Linked DNA regions of Homo sapiens: region 2 is linked to region 1. The links are chromatin loops, found by intact Hi-C in ENCODE. Cell type or tissue: endothelial cell of umbilical vein. All regions are shown on one strand.

Region 1 (5,000 bases):
TTACCTTTCATCTGATCAAGTAAGTTTTGTTTAGTAAGGCATGGTGTAGTTTGGTGTGTAGTCAACTTGCTTTATTTTTATTTTAAATTAAAGACGTAAAGTCCTGAAGTTCAGTGTTATATTGTATGGTTCACTGTTACAGAGTGAACAAATAAAGATACAAAAATTTTAAAACCTTGGTTCTCCGCTTCCTGTTCCAGAATGTATATATTTCTATATGAAACACTTTTTAGAAAATAAAACTGTAAAGAATTTAAAAGTTTATTAAATTATTCTAGAGACAGAAGATGTTTCAAGTACTCAAAAGTTTATATTTCAATTGGTCAATTTTATTTAGGTGTTTATTGGTAAATTACATATAAACCATTTTATAGCTAGAAAATAGGTTCTTCTCCCCATGAGTATTCTCTAATGACATAGGTATGGAAATGAACATGTATTTAAATCCATCGTACAGAATTAGAAGAAGAATCTCCAATTATTAACTGGTCCTTGGAATTGGCTACACGTTTGGACAGTCGACTGTATGCACTTTGGAACCGGACTGCAGGAGACTGCCTACTTGATTCAGTTCTACAAGCTACCTGGGGCATCTATGACAAGGACTCAGTGCTTCGGAAAGCCCTGCATGACAGCCTGCATGACTGTTCACATTGGTGAGCTGGCATTCTGCCCTGTTTCAACCCAGGAGTGCATTTGCTGGATTATTTCCTTGTAGTGGTGGGATACTTTTTATGTCAGTTATATTTTCTATGGAAACTGGAGGAAAAACAGTTCATTTTGGACATTAAAATACTTTGAACACGTCCATGGTTTCTGTTTTTGTTTTTCCCCCAAGAAATGAGATAAAAGCAAGAATCAATGGTTTTTATACATTTTTTTGCTAAATTTTAAAATAGAAACATTTGAAGCTTTAAAATGCAAGCATTTATTGTTTCTATAAGACACAGGCAGTATATTTGAACATTTCAAATGCAGCATTTCAAGTTATATATAGTAGCCTTAAATATTGATAAGGCCGTTGCTCATCTTTTTAGGGATTGATTGACTGATTGATTGATTGATCCATCGATGGAAGCAGGGTCTGGCTCAATTGCTGTGCTGGAGTGCAGTGGTGCAGTCTTGGCCCACTGCATCCTCCACCTCCTGGGCTCAAGCCATCCATCCACCTCAGCCTCCTGAGTAGCTAGAACTACAGGTGCTCATCACCATGCCTGGCTGTTTTATGTATTTTTGGTAGAGATGGAGTTTTGCCATCTTTCCCAGGGTGGCTTTGATAATCCTGATCTCAAGCGATCCGCCTGCCTGGGGCCCCCAAAGTGCTTGGATGACAGGCCTGAGCTGCCGCACCCAGCCTTATTGAATATTTGTGTTCACATAAGAGGTTATCTTGACATTGTGTTACAAGTTTTTTTCCTTCCTGAGGGAGTCTTAAGATCACATTTTTTATTTTGCAAATTTTCAAACCCATGGAATAATTTTAAAAAAATTCAGTGCAATAGATCCTGGTATTTTCTTCATTCAGTTGAGCAGTTATTAACATTTTGCCACACCTGCTCCATGTCTCCATACAGAAAGACTCGTGGGTCAATTCGTTGTAGACATCATGATGCTTTACCCTTCAAAATATCAACATACATCTTTCCAGAATAAGAATATTGTCCTACTCACCCACATCCCCATTCCTACATCTAAGTAATTCAACATTGATTCTGTTATCTAACAGTTCATAATCACATTTCTTCAATTGTATCAAAGTGTTCTTTATATATATATTTTTTAACAGCATGCAATCACTGGAAAAATAATTGTTTTTGTGAATGAATAGTTCAGTCTTTACATTTGTTTGACTTATGTGGTATTTTTTTGGTTCTTTGAACATTATCTCATTTAGTTATTACAGGCATGAGCCACCGTGCCCGGCCTATAAATTACTTTCTTGAGAGCTAAATTGTAGATCAAAGCATAATGCAGTATGGCTGGGGTTTGTGGCTCATGCCTGCAATCCTATTGCTTTGGGAGGCTGAGGCAGGCAGATCATTTGAGGCCAGGAGTTCAAGACCAGCCTGGCCAACTTGTTGAAACCCTGTCTCTACTAAAAATACAAAAATTAGCCAGGTGTGGTGGTGCATGCCTATAATCCCAGCTATTCAGGAAGCTGAGGCACGAGAATTGCTTAAATCCAGGAGGAAGAGGAGGTTGCAGCGAGCCAAGATCGTGCCACAGCACTCCAGCCTGGGTGACAGAGTGAGACTGTCTTGTGGGGAGCGGAGGGGGAAGCATAACGTAATAGAGTAACAATTTGTGGGCACATTAGAGAAATAAAATAACTTCCTGGATGACCTGACTGGATGTATAATAAAGCTAAAGAATGAATGTGTCACTCCGGTAGTTTTAGTCAATTAGTAATTGTCCTGGAGAGAGGGCTCTTTTGTGCCTCTTAGTGGAGATGGCTGTCTGGTAGTATGAAGTAGGTTCATCGGGCTGGGTAAGCCTGATGCTGGTCAGTGCTCTGCCGGTCTGGCCCTCTTGATCAGATCCTGTGGTCACCAAGCAGCTTCCTGTTGCTGATTTTCTTAGCTTCCTACTGCTGATTTTCTTGACCACTGCTATGGGCCTGTCTATGTCAAGAGGATGAACCTGGTTTGGTTCCTAAGACAGTGGGTTCTTGGCATTGTGGTTTCACAGGTCTGCCTTGTAGTTTTGGTTAATGTCACTCTGCCCTGTAAGATGGAAAGCCAGGTTTGAACTGTGGTAAATCTACCACTTTGCAGGTTCTCTCTAAAAAGGCAGCCAGTAATCTTTTCTTTGGTGGTAATTTCCTTTTTTTTTTTTTTTTTTTTTTTTGAGGCAGAGTCTTACTCTGTCGCCCAGGCTGGAGTGCAGTGGCATGATCTCGGCTCACTGCAACCTCTGCCTCCCGGGTTCAAGCAATTCTCGTGCCTCAGCCTTCGAAGTAGCTGGGATTACAGGTGGCGCCACCATACCTGGCTAATTTTTTGTATTTTTAGTAGAGATGGGGTTTCACCATGTTGCCCAGGCTGGTCTCGAACTCCTGAGCTCAGGCAGTCCGCCCACCTCGACCTCCCAAAGTGCTAGGATTACAGGCGTGAGCCACCGCGCCTGGCCTTTTCTTTGGTGGTAATTTCCTGATCTGTTGAAAGGCCAAAAGTACACTGTGGATTTTAGAAGTGATGTCTTTTTTTTAGTGATGAGGGTTTTTGGTGGTGGTGTTTGTTTTTTGAGAAAGGGTCTTGCTCTGTCACCCAGGCTGAAATGCAGGGGCACGATCTTGGCTCACTGCATCCTTCACTTTCTTGGGCTCAGGTGATCCTCCCACCTCAGCTTCCTATGAGTGGCTGGGACTGTAGGAGTGTGCCACCACACGTGGCTAATTTTAAAATTTTTCTGTAGAGATGAGGTCCTCACTGTATTGCCCAGGCTGGTCTTGAACTCCCGGACTCGAGTGTTTCTTCTGCCTTAGCCTCCCAAAGTGCTGAGATTACAGGCATGAGCTACTACTGCACCTGGCCTTTTTTTTTTTTTTTTTCTTTTTTTAAAAAGACATTTGTGGTGAGTAAGAATTGCTTTGGGGTTTATGCCCACCTGTTCCTCAGAGCTGGCTATGGATGATCTTATGAGTGAGTTGTCACTAATGTTTGTATCGGGACTGGAATTCTCAGATGGTTGCAAGTCATTTGAGGTCCCAGAAGTCCAGCATAGAGATAGGGAGATTGTGGGCAGATCTCTTGAGCCTAGGAGTTCAAGACAAGCCTTGGCAACATAGTGAAACCCTGTCTCCACCAAAAAATACAAAATTTAGCCAGGCGTGGTAGTGTGTGCCTGTAGTTCCAGCTACCTGGGAGGCTGAGGTGGAAGGATTGTTTGAGCCTGGAAGGTTGAGGCTGCACTGAGCCAAGATCATGCCACTGCACTCCAGCCTAGGTGACAGAGTGAGACCCTGCTAAGAAAAAAAAAAAAAAAAAAAAAAAAAGATGGTTTGGTGGAGAAATACAGTCTGATGTTGTAAATAGGCTAGATAGGGAGTGGCTACTAGGGTGAGAAGGAACTAGGCTGTTTGTTTACAGCCACTGGCAAGAGTTGTTGCAGCAGAACTTTTAGTCCATAGTCCTGACTCTTAAAGGATGCTTCAGGAGTGAGCACCTAGGGCTGGCATATGGACAGGTGTCCCAGAACAGCATGGTTTGGCATCACCTCCTCCAGTCCCTGCCACCGGGGAGCTTTGCCCGATGGTTTACAGTTCAGGCATAGGAAGCTGCATTGATTACAGTGATCACACAGACATCCTTACAGTATTGGGGGGTGGGTTGGGGTGAAAATTAGTGGTTAGATAGTAAGTGTTGTTGCCATGGATTCGGGAGATCAGATATACTAGCCCTAAGGAATAACCCATACATAGTTCTTGTGTTGAGTTGCATTAGGTTTGTCCACTGGGCCTGTCATGTGACCAGTAGAGAGTAGAGTGAGCAGCCGTGGGTTTTCTAGGCCAGGAGAGGAGGAGCCAGCATGTAGCTTGTGTAGTCTCCTTTTAAAGATGCTCTTTGCTGAGGTGCCTTTTGCACTTAATTGAAATCAGCTGGAGTGAGATGTTTTCTTAAGTCATATAAGATACATAGTAAGAACTGAGAAAGCAATTTTCTTTTATTTGAACCCCTCCACCCGTCACTTCAAGATAGGCTATTTGTGTTTGTAGCTAGCTGTGCTGTTCTCTTGGATACCCGTGATTTTAGCTGACTCAGGTTCTCAAGTCTGAATATATTGTACTTGCCTTTCAGTGACATGCCAACCCAATTTCCCACGGGGCAGGTGGAGGCGTTTAATGTTAATTGGGGAAAAAAATCAATATAAGTCTTTTAGAATTATTCCTTTTTTTCTTTTTGGAGACAGGGTCTTGGTCTGTTGCCTGGACTGGAGTGCAGTGGTGCGATCTTGGCTCACTGTAACCTTATACCTTGTGGGCTCAAGCAATTCTCCCACCT
Region 2 (5,000 bases), 52 kb before region 1:
AAATTTTTTTTGACACAGGGTCTTGCTGTGTCTCCCAGGCCAGAGTGCAGTGCTGATCATGACTCAACAAACTGTCCTCCCACTTTAGCCTCCCAAGTAGCTGGAACTATAGGTGTGTACCATTGTGCCTGGCTTTTTAAAAAAATTTTTTGTAGAGACAAGATCTCTCTATATTGCCCCCAGGCTGGTCTTGAATTCCTGGGCTCAACCAATCCTCTTGCCTTGGCCTCCCAAAGTGCTGGGATTATTGGCATGAACCCCTGAGCCCAAATTATATATATATGTAAAATATATATATATATATGTAAAATATATATATATATGTAAAATATATATATATATGTAAAATATATGTATATATATATTTTTTTTTTAATAGGGTCTCACTGTGTTGCCCAGGCTGGAGTGTATGGCATGATCACAACTCACTGCAGCCTTGACTTCCCAGGCTCAAGCTATCCTCTCACTTCAGCCTCCCCAGTAGCTGAGACTACAGATGCGTGCCACCACACCTGGCTAATTTTTTTTTTTTTTTTTTAAGATGGAGTCTCTCCCTGTTACCCAGGCTGGAGTACAATGGCACGATCTCAGCTCACTGCAACCTCCACCACCCGGCTTGAAGTGATTCTCCTGCCTCAGCCTTCTGAGTAGCTGGGATTACAGGCACGTGCCACCATGCCCAGCTCATTTTTTTGTATCTTTTAGTAGAGATGGGGTGTCACCGTGTTGGCCCGGCTGGTCTCGAACTGACCTCGTGATCTGCCCGCCTCTGCCTCCCAAAGTGCTGGGATTACAGGCGTGAGCCACTGTGCCCAGCCTTGCCTGGCTAATTTTTGTATTCAGCCGTGGTAAGCCACTGCGCCTGGCCCTAAATTTTTTAGTAATGAAAAAAATAAACTACTACCCAGGCGTGGTGTCATGTGGCTGTAGTCCCAGCTACATGGGAGGCTCAGGTGGGAGGATCGCTTGATCCCAGGAATTCGAGTCCAGTCTGGGTGTATTAGTTTGTTTTCACATTGCTATAAAGAACTATCAGCCGGGCGCAGTGGCTCACTCCTGTGATCCCAGCACATTAGGAGGCCTAGGCGGGTAGATCACAAGGTCAGGAGTTCAAGACCATCCTGGCCAACATGGTGAAACCTCGTCTCTACTAAAAACACAAAAATTGGCTGGGCATGGTGGTGCACACCTGTAGTCTCAGTTACTCGGGAGGCTGAGGCAGGAGAATTGCTTGAACCCAGGAGGCAGAGGTTGCAGAGAGCCGAGCTACACTCCAGCCTGGGCGACAGAGCAAGACTCTGTCTCAAAAACAAACAAACAAAAAAAACAAACTAGCTGATGCCAGGTGCTGTGGCTCATACCTGTAATCCCAGCACTTTGGGAGGCCAAGGCAGGTGGATCACGAGATCAGGAGTTCGAGACCAACCTGACCAACATGGTGAAACCGTGTCTCTACTAAAAATTCAAAAAAATTAGCTGGGCGTGGTGGTGCGCACCTGTAATCCCAGCACTTTGGGAGGCCAAGGCAGGAGAATCTTGAACCCAGGAGGTGGAGGTTGCAGTGAGCCGAGATTGTGCCACTGCGCTTCAGCCTGCCTCGGAAGAAAAGAAAAAGAACTACCTGAGATTGGTAATTTATAAAGAAAAGGGGTTTAACTGACTAACAGTTTCTCATGACTGGGGAGGCTTCATGAAACTTATGGTAGAAGGTGAAGAGAAAAAAAGCACCTTCACAAGGCAGGAGAGAGAGAGTGAGCAGGGGAAGTGCCACGCTTTTAAACTATCAGATCTCCTGAGAACTCACTCAGTATCTCAAGAACAGCATAGGGGAAACCGCCCCCATGATCCGGTCACTTCCCACCGGGTCCCTCCCTTGACACATGGGGATTACAGTTGGCAATGAGATTTGGGTGGGGACACAGAGCCAAACCATATAACTGGGCAAAGTAGCAAGACCCTATCTCTTACCAAAAAAAAAGAATTTTTGTTATTTTTATTGTTCATATATTGAGGGCAAACTGTCCCTCTCACTCCTGAACTCACACACCGCAGTTTTGGTTTTTCATCCTTTGTCAAGTCAATTTTTAATGTGGGTGGTCTCTTTCTTTTTTTTTTGAGATGGGGTCTTGGTACGTTACTCAGGCTGGTGTCAAACTCCTGAGTTCAAGTGATCTGCCCGCCTTGGCCTCCCAAAGTGCTGGGACTGCAGGCTTGATGAGCCTCCGCACCTGGCCATAATGTGGGTGGTTTTAATTCATATAAATAAAAAATATTTGAATGCGTGATATTAATTGGAATCAGTTGCAAATCTTTCCAGTTTTTTCTAAAAAAAAAAAAAAGCAGCTTCATTGAGGTGTATTTCATATACCATAAAATTCACCCCTTTAAAGTATACAATTCAGTAGTTTTTAGTATACTTAACAGAGTTGTACAGCCATTACCAACCACTATATAATCCTGGAACATTTTCATGACCCCAAAAAGAAACTCTGTACTCATTAAGGAGTCATTTCCGCCTTGCCTCAGCTCCTGGCAACCACTAATCTACTTTGTCTCTCTAGATTTGCCTATTCTGGATATGTCGTAAATGGAATTGTACAATATATGACCGTTTATGTGGCTTTTTTCTCTTATAATACTTCCAAGGTTTATGTTGTGGCATGTGTCAGTACTTCATTCCTTTTTGTGGCTGGCTGATACTCCATTGTATAAACAGCATTTTGTTTATCCATTCATTGATTGATGGGCATTTGGATTTTTTCCACTTTTTGGCTATTATACTGCTGTGAACATTTGTGTACAAGTTTTTGTTCAGATGTAAGTTTTTACTTCTCTTGGGTATATACCTACAGATGGAATTGCTGGGTCATGTGCTAATTATGTTTAACCTTTGAGGAACTTTCTGCCTGTTTTCCAAAGTGGTTGCATCATTTTGCTGTTTTTTTTTTTTTTGAGACAGCGTCTCAGTTTGTCTGCCCAGGCTGGAGTGCAGTGGCGTGATCTCGGCTCACTGCAACCTCCGCCTCCCGGGTTCAGGCGATTCTCATGTCTCAGCTTCCTGAGTAGCTGGGACTACAGGCACGCACCACCATGCCTGGCTAATTTTTGTATTTTTTTAGTAGAGATGAGGTTTCATTATGTTGACCAGGCTGGTCTCGAACTCCTGACCTCAAGTGATCCACCCGCCTCGGCCTCCCAAAATGCTGGGATTACAGGCGTGAGCCACTGCTCCCTGCCCATTTTACATTTCTGCCAGCAATATATGTTCCGTTTCTCTACATCCTAATCAACACTTGTTATTGTCTGTTTTTTTTTTAAATTGTCATTCTAGTGGAATGGCATCTCCTAGTTTTTATTTGCATTTCCCTAATGACTAATGATGAGCATCTTTTCATGTGCTTCTTGGCCATTTGCATATCTTGTTTAGAGTGGTGTTTATTTCAGTGTTTTGCCCATTTTTCATTTGGGTTATTTGTCTTTTTGTTGGTGATTTTTTGCAAGAGTTCTTTATGTATTCTGGATACAATTCCCTTCCTGTATTTGCAAATACTTTCTTCTGTCTGTGGGTTGTGTTTTCACCTTCTTTATGGTGTTCTTTGAAGCACAAAAGTTTTTAATTTGATTAAGTTACCTATGTTTTCTTTTGTCACTTGTGCTTTTGCCTAACCCAGGGTCATGACAATTTATGTTTTCTTCTAAGAGTTTCTTAGTTTTAGCTCTCAAATTTAGGTCTCTGATCATTTTGAGTTGAGCTTTGTGTATAATTTGAGGCAGAGGTCCAACTGAGTTTTTTTGCATGTGGCTGTCTGGTTATCCCTGCATCATTTGTTGAAACACACTTAGTTTTAGCAGTGCACAGTCACGCGTTGCTTAAATGTTCTGAGCAATGCATTTTTAGGTGATTTTGTCGTTGTGCGAACATCATAGAGTCTACTTAGACAAAACCTAGATAGTATAGCCTACTGCACAGTAGGCCATGGGTTATAGCCTGTTGTTCCTAGGCCATAAACGCTGTATAGCATGTTACTGTATTGAATACTGTGGTGTTTTTCTAACACAAAGATAAGTATTCATGAGTGTAAACATAAACATAGAAAAAGCACAGTAGAAATATGGTGTAAAAGATAAAAAATGGTACACCTGTATAGGGGAATGGAGCTTGCAAAACTGGAAGTTGCTCTGGGTAAGTCAGTGAGTGAGTGATGAATGAATGTCAAGGACATTACTATACACCACTGTAGACTTCATAGACAGTGAACACTTTGGCTACACTAAGTTTATTTAAAAAATTTTCTTCAAAAATAAATTAATCTTAGCTTATTGTAACTTTTTAACTTTATAAATTTTTAATTTTTAAAAAAACTTTAGACTTTTGTAGTAACACTTAAAACACAAACACATTGTGTAGCTGCACAAAAATATTTTGGTTCTTTAGATCCTTACCTTATAAGCTTTTTTTGCCAAAAACTAGGACACACGTTAGCTTAGGCCTACACAGGGCCAGGATCATCAGTATCACTGTCTTCCACCTGTACATCTTGTCCCACTGGAAGGTCTTCGGGGGCAATAACATGCGTAGAGCTATCATCTGTGATAACAATGCCTTCTAGAATACCTCCTGAAGGACCTGCCTAGGGCTTCTTTACAGTAGACTTTTTTTTTTAAAGGAAGTAGGAGTAACATTGTAAAATGACAATAAAAAGTATAGTAAACAAACTGGTAACATACTTATTATCATGATCAGATATTACGTACTGTATATAATTTTACATGCTACACATAGCTAGACTGCCAGCGCAGTAGGTTTGTTTACACCAGCATCACTACAAACGTGAGTAATGAATGTATTGTGCCATGACATTATGGTGGCTTTGACGTCACAAGGCAAATTTTTCAGCTTTGTTATATAATCTTATGGGGACTACTGTCACATATACAGTCTGTCTTCGATTGACACATGGTTATGCAGGCTATCACTGTAATTCTCTTTTTTTCTTTTT

Evidence for each region. A loop is a pair of places that touch in the nucleus more often than their neighbours do. Peaks named below come from ENCODE experiments on the same cell type or tissue, not always from the same donor. Only the 100,000 strongest peaks of a DNase experiment are listed, where the experiment ranks them.
Region 2: a loop joins it to region 1, with 3 times the contacts of the local background. A loop is called at or near these places in 27 of 110 quality-filtered maps.

Annotation. Positions count from the first base shown.
Region 1 is chr10:124,973,743-124,978,742 of GRCh38, forward strand. ZRANB1 (zinc finger RANBP2-type containing 1) reads left to right here. Exons shown (of 9, transcript NM_017580.3): 5 at 458-656. Among named protein-coding and RNA genes, the nearest start is that of ZRANB1, 34 kb to the left of the region's middle. In endothelial cell of umbilical vein, no CTCF peak of the experiment used is centred here; a DNase peak (open chromatin) is centred at 2,429; H3K27ac peaks cover 692 bases.
Region 2 is chr10:124,921,973-124,926,972 of GRCh38, forward strand. It overlaps a transcript of ZRANB1 not described here. Among named protein-coding and RNA genes, the nearest start is that of ZRANB1, 18 kb to the right of the region's middle. In endothelial cell of umbilical vein, no CTCF peak of the experiment used is centred here; a DNase peak (open chromatin) is centred at 2,539; H3K27ac peaks cover 1,746 bases.